Regions from separate parts of the Homo sapiens genome. Here regions 2 and 3 are each linked to region 1. The links are chromatin contacts, found by Hi-C or POLR2A ChIA-PET in ENCODE. All regions are on one chromosome and are shown on one strand. Each heading gives the region's core, a stretch centred on a gene start or an enhancer-like site at or near the end of the contact. The rest is flanking DNA. Distances are from core to core; before and after follow the strand shown.

Region 1 (3,050 bases), core at 261-2,760:
CCTTCATTGTCCCAGAAAGTTCTGTTGGAGCAAGCCCAGCTGGAGGAACCCAGCTTCCCTGGCACGCCTGAGGGTGACATGGTGCCCTCACCGCCTTCTGTCTGTCCTCACTTTCTCCTGCCCTGTCCCTCCGCCCTCAGGTGAGAAGCCCTTTGAGTGTAAGCTCTGCCACCAGCGCTCCCGGGACTACTCGGCCATGATCAAGCACCTGAGAACGCACAACGGCGCCTCGCCCTACCAGTGCACCATCTGCACAGAGTACTGCCCCAGCCTCTCCTCCATGCAGAAGCACATGAAGGGCCACAAGCCCGAGGAGATCCCGCCCGACTGGAGGATAGAGAAGACGTACCTCTACCTGTGCTATGTGTGAAGGGAGGCCCGCGGCGGTGGAGCCGAGCGGGGAGCCAGGAAAGAAGAGTTGGAGTGAGATGAAGGAAGGACTATGACAAATAAAAAAGGAAAAGAAAAAAAAAAACAGAAGGAAAAGGAAACCTGGTAGCTTTTTGGCCTTGGATTCTCTCTGGGCTCCAGATGACCTGGATGCCAAGCCACTGCCCCTCCTCTGGGGGCCTCCACCCTCCTCTCCCGGCTGGAGGTTTGCCTGATTTTCTGGGATGGGGTTGGGTATTTTGTTCACTCAAATGGTGGCACATTTTTCTCCTTCCTTCACCCAGACCTTCTTTTATGTGTCCAGAAATGGAGGCTAGAAAGCAGGTGAGAGGTCCTCTGGTCAGAGCCACACGGTCTGTGCCGGCCTTCCTCCACCAAGACCCCCAGGAGATGAAGGGAGGGAGGAGGTGAGCCAGAAGGGCGCTCCCCTGCTGATGGGTCTGGGCTGGGTCACTAGCTGCTCAAAATGGCAGCTCTAGTTTGCTGGCGGCTGACTGGGGAGGAGAAGGGCTCTGTTTCTCTTCCCACCACTCAGCCCACCTGCTGCTTTCCTCTGCTTTGCCACATCTGGGTGTCCCCCGGTGGTCTCTGAGAGCCTCAGGACCCCTGCCCCTCCTCCAGCTCTTTGTTCCCAGCCTCCCCTTGACTCCTGTCCTCCAAGTCCCAGGGGAGTCCCAGCCCCTCAGGGACCTGGCGGTGTCTCCATCCTTCTCCGGTTCCCTAGTGGGATAGCTGCCTCTGACTTCAGGGTCCCTCCTACCCTCAGCCTTCTGAGAACACAAAACAAATCCAATACCCCACCCTAGTCCAGCACCATCGTGAGCAAGATTCCTGCTGCGCTGCTTCCAAAATGGAAAAGCATCACAACTAAATACCTAATATCCTACCAAACAAACCACAGTCCCTACGTAGCCCTACTTCAGTCCCAGGAGAAGGAATCCATGAATGGGCTGAGGTTCCGAGGGTAGGTTGTGGATGTCTTTCTCTAGAGGGGTCCCACACCTGGAAAAGAGGACACCCAGCCCGTGGGATGAGGGAAGCTGGGCAAGGGAGAAAGTTGTTGAGTCACACTGGGGACCCCAGATGTAGTGAGCTCAGCAAGAAAAGCCAGGTCCAGAGAGAGTCGCACAGAATTCCTGACTCACAGCGCCCCTCGGTCCACAGTGGAGAGGAGGAGGAGGAGGAGCAGAAGGAGGGGGAGGAGCTGCAGGAGGAGGAGGATTTGAAAGCGCTTTGGCCTTGTGTTATGTTTTGCTTCTTTTCTGTGTCCCCTGTTAGCACATTGTACTTGAATTACCTCAGTTTTTTGTGACCTCATGAGCTTTCTTAACCTCTGTATCTCTTTTTCGGTTGGGGCTTGGAGGAATGGGGAGGGTGTTCTTTTCTGTTTCTTGTGTAAATTAATAGTTGTTTTTATAGACTTCAGCTGGTCAAGACCCTCCCCGTGCCCCTGGAGACCAGCCTCCCAGCTGGCAGGAACTGTGCAGGAGGAGTTGATACTCAGGATCTGAATGTGAGGGCCGAGGAGGGCGAAGAGCGTGGGTGGGGAGGGGATGTTGCTTTGGGGTCTCATGGTCCCCAGAGGGCACTAGGGAGTCACTTTTGGCTCCGCTGGTGCATGAAGTCACCTGTGGCCACCATCCGTTCCGCCTAAAACACTCTGGAGAGAATCCCACCTTTCTTACAATTTGCTGGGCCATTGAGGTTTGAGGGCCTGTGTTTGGATCCTTGCAACTGTGTGGTCTCACCTCTGTGCGTGCATTCTCATTGCCAGAATTGGTCTATTTTCACGGCTGGTCTTTGGGGAGGGGGGCGGGATCCAGCCTTTGTTTTGTTGTGTTGGGGTGGGGGTGTTGTTTTTCTAAAAGCTACCTCTTATGTTTGTCCAGTTGTTCTTTTGTTCCTTTCCCGCCTCCCATTCTGCTGCTCTTCCTCCCTCTTTTCCCCAACCTCCCCCGACCCTCCTGAATTTTGGAAAGCACATTTGCAATATTCGTGTTTGCTTTGGGACGGACCCTCCGTTTCATCTCATGCTTTATGTGTAAGAGTTTTTTATTATTATTTTTTCTTTCCTTTCTCTCTCTGAGAAAGTTGTGGCTGCGTTTTGATCTTAGGTTTTACAAAGTGGTTTAGGGAAGCGGTTTTGGGGAGAAGGATCACGAGGAATGTAGGGAAGCCGGAGGGATGGGTGCTGCTGCGACGACCCCCCCGTCCCTCGGCCCCAGCCCTCCTGCCCTCCCCTTCAATCTCATCCACCAAATCTGAAGGCCTTAAAATTGTGTGTTGGGAGGATGTGAATTGGGAGGACGGTGTCACTAGACTGTGGATTAGGGATGGTAAAGTAGGGAGGATGCTATTTTGCAACTATAGTAACGACTTAGTGTTTTGGAAAGGAAAAGAAGTTAAACTTGAAATACGTGACTAGAACAGTTGTCATGTTTATAATGTGAAAAGGGTGAAATCATTTGGGGGAGGGGCCGTCTGTAAGAAATCATTATGCACTATGGCTTCCTCCTCTGGTCTGGGAAGAAGCGGGGACTGGCTGGCCCTCAGGGGATCTGTAAATCCCAGAAAACAGTATTTTTAACAGCAAGATGTCATTCAACATTGGTGGGGAAGGAAGAGAAAAAAATCAAACTATTCCATAGAACTAGCTGGCC
Region 2 (3,050 bases), core at 243-2,742, 92 kb before region 1:
CAAGAACCATAAGCTCTTACAGCCTCAGTATCCTCATCTGTAAAATGAAAATATTTAACGCTATCTCGGAGAAGCTGTGAGGCTCACCTTGAATACATACCACCATAGCTAACATGTCATGGGGTTAGATCCTGTCCACGTTATGTCCAGCACACTGCCTGGCACATTATTGGTGCCAAGAAGTATTTGTTGAGTGAATGATGCAGCCTGGGATGCCGATGAACAGGGACACTCCTCTCTCCGGACAAGTCCCTCCTGTGGTAGGAACTGTTTATGTCCTAAGGACTCACTGGAGGGGACAGCCAGGAGCCCCTGGCTCGTATTGTATCCCTCTTCCAGGCGGTGTGACCCAGTGTGAGTTAGCCAGTGTCTCTGCTGTGAATCACACATCAGCAGCATTGGTGGGGCTGGTGGAAGCGGCTGCAGAAAAGAAAGGGTTGCTTGCATACTCATGTCAGGTGGGCCCGGTGTCCCCAGTTCAGACAAGAGTGTGACTGTGCAACTGCCCTGCGGAGCTGGCGGTTCCCTGGGGAAGCTGACTTTGGTTCCACCTGAGATGCTGCTTCCAGGTCCCCTGATCTCATATGGCTGCTCCAGAGGCTTTGGGAGTTGGGTCCTCTTTTCCTAGTTTTTCCTTTCCATGCCTGTCTTACTGGGCACTGAAGGCTGATTGTGTCAAATGATTTGTCCCTCTGCTAGTCACTTGCCAATGCCCTTGGAAAGGATGATTTGATGATTAGGCAGGTGCGATGAGTCATAGTAGTGTTTTAATTCACCCTTGCAGATAGCTCACGGCCTATATTCTGATATTTCTATTCTTTTTTTTCTTTCTGTTGTCCGGCATACTCCTCACCTCCGTGCTGAGAGGTCTTGAAAATAAAATAGCACAAAGGGCTTAGTGAGGCTAGACCATTTCCTGAATTGTTTGGCCACTGTTAAACAGGCCCTGGGGGCCTCTGGAGTGACCTGGACTTGTTGGGGAGTTGGGGTCAGAGGGCTGGGCTGGTGGCGCTGGGTCTTCTTACAGATTCCAGTAGTGGTTTACATGTTCTGATGCCTGAAAACAGAACTAGGTGATGTTTTAGAAGAGACATTGAATTAGATGATGTGAGGTTTTCCTGCTGCTCTATTTTGAAGGTTCCATGAAGAAAGCTGACAGTGAGAATGGGTGTGCCAGGTCTGTAGAGTAGACCCATTTTACAGATGACCAAGGGTTCAAGCAGCCCACAGCCTGGAAGAACAGTAGTTGCTCCAGAACCCTGGGCGGGGGAGGCGGGGGGGAGGCGAGCATTTTTTTTCAAAAGGCGCAGGCTGTGGAGAAGTGAGTCCAGGATCTGGGTAGGGGTTGTGGTTGCCCCCCTAAATGTTGCTGCCCTTGCACTGGCACATTCCTGCTGTTTTCTTCTGCTCAGCAGAGCCGAACGGCTCTCACTTCCTGGCTAGCTCTGTGTGCTGCCCCACCCCCTCTTGGCGAGCATTGCCTGTGTTTGTTATTGTAGTCCTGGCTCCAGGCCAGGCCTGGCTGCGAGCCAGACTTGTGGGTACAGTATGTACAGTGAGTGCTGAGCCAAGTTTGTCATCATACACCATTAATTTTTTTTTTCTAATCTGGTTGGGGTGGGGTGAAGGAGGAGGCAAGAAAAGAGTTTCTCCGATGCTTGAGAATAGGCCGCATTGAATTCCGCAGAGATGTCATTTCTGAAAGGCAGACGGAGCTCCGGCTTGTTCTTCCTTCGCAGTTTTTCCTCCTTTCTCTCCCTGTCGTCCTCCTCTCCTCTTCATTTCCCTATCACGCGAAATCAGCCTGCAGGAGATCGACAATGCAGGTCTTATTTTCAGTGACTAGAATACTAAATTTACACTGCTAAATCAGTTTTCATTGTGTTGAAATTGACAATTTGTTTAATTAGAAGTTTGCCCTGTAGGAGGCCCTTCTGAGAGACAGTGCCTTCCCTTTTTCTCTCTCCCTTACTTTCTGTTTTAAGGGTTTTTAAAAGAGCCTAAATGGTAGTAGTGAATTTCAGTTTAATTGAAGTTTTAATTTCAATTCGAATGTGTGAATTAATCAAGTGTTTATGGGCTATACCTGATGATCACAATAAGTTTAAACTAACTATCAATAACCAAACTCATTAACTAATGAGATGATCTGGCCAGGCCCTGCATTCTCAGAGGTGGTTTTGGGGGTCAGAAGGGTTTGCGTGTTGGGGAAAGAGGCTTGGGGTGGGAAGAGAGATGACCTCCAAGGCTTTGCAAAGCTAGCCCTGATGGAGGGTGAAGCTTGGGTGTAGGACTGTGGCCCTTCCCCTTCCTGTGTCCCAGGAAGACTCTGAAACCTCCCTCCTCACCCTCTGCTACCTTACCCCTTTTGGGGATCTGGCATTGAAGCATCTGTTGATCCACTGTCTCTTCGCCACTCCTTGTCGTAACACGAGAAGTGATTCCTAGCTCTGAGGTGTCCATGCAGAGACCACAGACACATGCAGTGACTCAAATTGGTTCTGAGATGGGCCAGTGTAAGGTTTCCCATTAGGTAGATTTCCCACAGCTTGGCTTAACGTCCTGGTGGCTTATAAGTGAGCATGCCTAGAACTGCTTGTCCCTATTTTTGACTCGGCTGCATACGATTAGGGTTTGAGTATTCATGTGGCCTGCTCCTATTCTGGGAGTGTCATTCATTTTTGGAGCCAGAGGATGTTTAATAAGCACGAATTGTGTGTCAGGCTCTGTGCACTTAACAGTGAAGACTGCTACAACATCCCTGCCCTCAAGGAGCTTAAGTCTAGAGTGGGAGATGAGTATGACTATGCAATCATCATACAAGATGGTAATGTGTGCAAAGTGCTAAGAAATCTAGGAGAAATTCAGAGTAGGAGAGTGTTTTGTGCCAGAGGGTAACAGAACAGCATTTTGAAAGGACTCGGTGAGGGGAAGCCGAAGCCACCTATGGAAGTGGGTGGTGTAACCTGCGAGTGTAGGCTGGGCCTGCAGGGAGAGAGCAGAGTGCAGGGTTTAGAAGAGATGGACGAGATACATCTGTGGAAGGAATA
Region 3 (3,050 bases), core at 406-2,905, 72 kb before region 1:
ACAGAGTATCACTCCGTCACCCAGGCTGGGGTTACAGGCACAAGCTATTGCACCTGGCCTGTATTTTTAAAAAATCTGCAACAAATTTACTATCCTACTTGCATTTTATTTAAAATAATTCACTCATGTATTTTTAAAAACATAAATCATCTCAAACTGGTTTGCATTCCCTGGTTCCCTTCTGGGTAGGCAGTAGGAGGGTAATAATACCATTAAACATTGGCCATGAGTGATGATGGGAGCAGACGGTAGGGGTGTCATTTCCTTGATCTCCTCCTGGGGAAGAATGATCTGACCCCATCTTTACTGGTGTGTTTTGGCTGGAGAGGTAAGAATATTTTAAATTGCGTGATATATCTCTTGCATGCATTTGATGTTTGTGTGTGTCTTATACCTTGCTATTATTTTATCTCCTGATGACAATGATGATGTTGGTCTTAATGACAACTAGCATTTATTGGGCTATTATTGTATGCCAGACAGGGTATTAAACACTTTACATATATTATTTAAATTAATCATCCCTCAACCAACCCTGTGGCATAAACACTCTGAGCCCAGTTTTCTAGGTAAGAAACAGGCCCAGAAGAGATAATTCACTTCTTCAGGGTGGTAGCTAGACATGGTAGAACTGGGACTTGAACCAGAGTTTGTTTGATTCCAGAGAGCGTGCTCTTCACTACCTTACTGTGCAGCTTAATATTGAGTGCATGTGTGTGTTCTGGCTGTGGACAGTGTTTCTAAGCCTGTTGGATTACCCGCTGGTGCTAAAAGGGGTAACAAAAGAGCTTTCCAAGCCACTCTGGCTGAGAATTGAGTTGCAGGGATAAGGGACAAGGTAGACCTGTGTGCTCCCTGTGGGACTTGAGAGAGGGACTGCAGGATCCCAGTAAGAGACAAGGGCACCATGCAGCTTCCTAGTAGCATCACATTTATTAGGTAGGATAAGAAATGTTCCCTCAGCCATAGAGATGTCTCAGCATTTCCTCCTGACCCAGTCCAGGGTTTCCTCTTCTGCAGAGTGGATATTTAGCCACACATGAGGTGTCAGTCATTTGCCAGGTCACTGGTGGGACACTGGCTTTTGGAGATCTAAAAACCACCTGTCCTCCATCCCAGGTGACTCCCGTTGTTCTGTTGCTCAGCCCAGGAGAATTCCCTGGTGTCTTTCTCCATCCTATATTTATGTGGGGTCCTGTATCATTAGTTCATTCACCCTCCCATCTTGTAGTGAGTGAGGCCGAACTCTGAGGATCTTTCCCCACAGCCTTGTCAACCACAGCTACCCTTGAACCATATCCTGGACCTATCAATGGGGCTGGTTGTTTTCCTTTCAGCCAGGATTTGCTCACCTGCTTTCCCTTTTCCCTCTTCCCTGAATCTGTGTATCTTCCAGAAACTCTGGTTCTGGATCAGCTTTTTGTTTTGTTGACAAAGGAGAAAGAGCAAGAGAGAGAGCTAGAGAGAGAGAGAGAGAGAGCCTTCAAGCTCCTCTCTGGGAGTACACATCTCCTTGAGGGAAAGAACACACAGTGCCGGCCTTTGGAATTGGCAGCCAGTGTGCTGTTCTCCGTCTGATAAGAGGTACTGTAAATAAAACTGTACACCATGGCCTGTTGTAAAATGCCCTGCGTCTGTACTCATTGTTCTGACAGCTTATGCTTTTTTTGGGTCTGCTGTTTTGGTACACTCTGTACTTCCTTATGTAAGCAGGCGTGCAGATCTCATCAGAACATTCAAGATGTTTATTTTAAAATCTCAAGGAATTTTGAAAAAAAGGACACACCACTCAACATTAGATGCTGGCAAACATTAGGTGTTTTTTCAGTGGTTCTTTTTTTTCTCCCTTCTTATTATTAGCATGGGGGTGGGAGAGGCTTTGGAGAGGGAGGGATTTGAATTTTTTTTTTCTTCCCTCATTGGCTTCTGCCTTATTTCCTTCAGAGAGACACCACCCCATATCTGATTGCATTCAGTGTCTTCTGCTTCCTTCCTGGATGCCGGGACCCCCTCAGCCTCATTTCTGGTTAGGGCAGGTAGGGAGGGAGGTTCTTTGACAAGGGGGAGAGGGCAGCTGCAGGGAGCTTGTCATGGCTTCCACTGGATTTCAGCTTTATTGTCATTGGGATCCTGGGCATTTAGAGAAAGCTTTATGTTTTTGAAAGTGCCCTGCTGGCTGTTCCCTCCTTTGATTCCTGTGAGTTGGGGTGATCCTTGGCACAGAGGGAGAGCTGCTCCCACACACGGAGGCCTCAGTCCCGCCTCTGGCATGTGCGTCCTGTCTTTCCACCGAACTTTAACTGGCTTTGAACCTTCCTCCTTCCTTTATCCCCAACCTTCTGGAGGTGTCGGGAAGTCAGGGAAAAAGGGGAGAAGAGTAGGAGTCTGGAGAACCCAAAATGGTCAGGGAGCTCCCTACAGGGTGGTGCTTAGAACATCCCGAAGCCCTCATCTGCAGGGTACCTGGGAGACTGGTAGGGGCAAGGATGTCCGCCTGTCTCTTTCACAACTGGGTACCTGGAATCTCAGATAAACTCAGTGCCTGGGGTAGGGAGTAGTCACTCGGCAGATCACTGCCTGGGGGGCAGGAGGCTCACTGACTGTAGCGGAGGGAAGGGTTGTTTGTTGGCTGCCACAGTGAGCATTGGACTGGGTTGGGAGCAGACATGCTGATGAGAGGGAGATCTCACACCAGAAGAAGCAGACAGCCCCACTTCCTAACCTTTCCTCCCTTTTCCTCTCAACTACCTGAGACCTAGCCAGAGACCATGTCCTTGAGTTTTAAATAGGGGGTAGTAGAGAACGGAGTGTGCAGAATAAGGACTCTGCCACCCCCTAGGGGACAGACAGCTTGGCAGTGCCCTGAGTGGCCATTGCGCCCTTCCCAGGTGAGTTCTGCACCCAGGAACCTGCCTGGGACTTTCTTTGTTTAACAAGCATTTAGTGGGCACAGACTGTATGCCAGGCATGGCGCAGGGTATCAGGGATATGGTAAAGCCCAAGACAGGTGGGAACCTGCTCTCACAGAGCTTACAGTCCACTGGGAAGAT

Evidence for each region. A loop is a pair of places that touch in the nucleus more often than their neighbours do. ChIA-PET counts read pairs that join two places held with the same protein, here RNA polymerase II (POLR2A). Pooled maps may share reads with other maps.
Region 2: a loop to region 1 is called in a map of uterus, with 3 times the contacts of the local background. The contact joins two enhancer-like sites. A Hi-C loop is called at or near these places in 22 of 168 maps with a recorded cell type or tissue (B cell, CD4-positive, alpha-beta T cell, CD4-positive, alpha-beta memory T cell and 16 more) and 21 of 50 pooled maps. POLR2A ChIA-PET finds 5 or more read pairs at or near these places in 10 of 52 experiments (B cell, CD4-positive, alpha-beta T cell, CD4-positive, alpha-beta memory T cell and 7 more).
Region 3: a loop to region 1 is called in a map of heart right ventricle, with 3 times the contacts of the local background. The contact joins two enhancer-like sites. A Hi-C loop is called at or near these places in 61 of 168 maps with a recorded cell type or tissue (B cell, CD4-positive, alpha-beta T cell, CD8-positive, alpha-beta T cell and 34 more) and 38 of 50 pooled maps. POLR2A ChIA-PET finds 5 or more read pairs at or near these places in 9 of 52 experiments (B cell, CD4-positive, alpha-beta T cell, H1 and 6 more).

What each region holds. Positions count from the first base shown.
Region 1 is chr11:114,250,186-114,253,235 of GRCh38, forward strand. It overlaps ZBTB16 (zinc finger and BTB domain containing 16), which reads left to right. Exons shown (of 7, transcript NM_006006.6): 7 at 141-3,050. The coding sequence ends at 370. Among named protein-coding and RNA genes, the nearest start is that of NNMT, 45 kb to the right of the region's middle. Within about 2 kb of position 1,511, at least 9 of the 41 ENCODE cell types and tissues checked have a DNase peak (open chromatin) inside an H3K27ac peak, as active enhancers do; they include ascending aorta, gastrocnemius medialis, heart right ventricle and 4 more, where a contact is called at or near this core.
Region 2 is chr11:114,158,664-114,161,713 of GRCh38, forward strand. The region is part of intron 3 of ZBTB16 (zinc finger and BTB domain containing 16); the gene reads left to right. Among named protein-coding and RNA genes, the nearest start is that of ZBTB16, 100 kb to the left of the region's middle. RefSeq lists enhancers at 914-1,415, 1,416-1,915. Within about 2 kb of position 1,493, at least 30 of the 41 ENCODE cell types and tissues checked have a DNase peak (open chromatin) inside an H3K27ac peak, as active enhancers do; they include gastrocnemius medialis, left ventricle myocardium inferior, ovary and 1 more, where a contact is called at or near this core.
Region 3 is chr11:114,177,821-114,180,870 of GRCh38, forward strand. The region is part of intron 3 of ZBTB16 (zinc finger and BTB domain containing 16); the gene reads left to right. Among named protein-coding and RNA genes, the nearest start is that of NNMT, 120 kb to the right of the region's middle. Within about 2 kb of position 1,656, at least 27 of the 41 ENCODE cell types and tissues checked have a DNase peak (open chromatin) inside an H3K27ac peak, as active enhancers do; they include ascending aorta, gastrocnemius medialis, heart right ventricle and 4 more, where a contact is called at or near this core.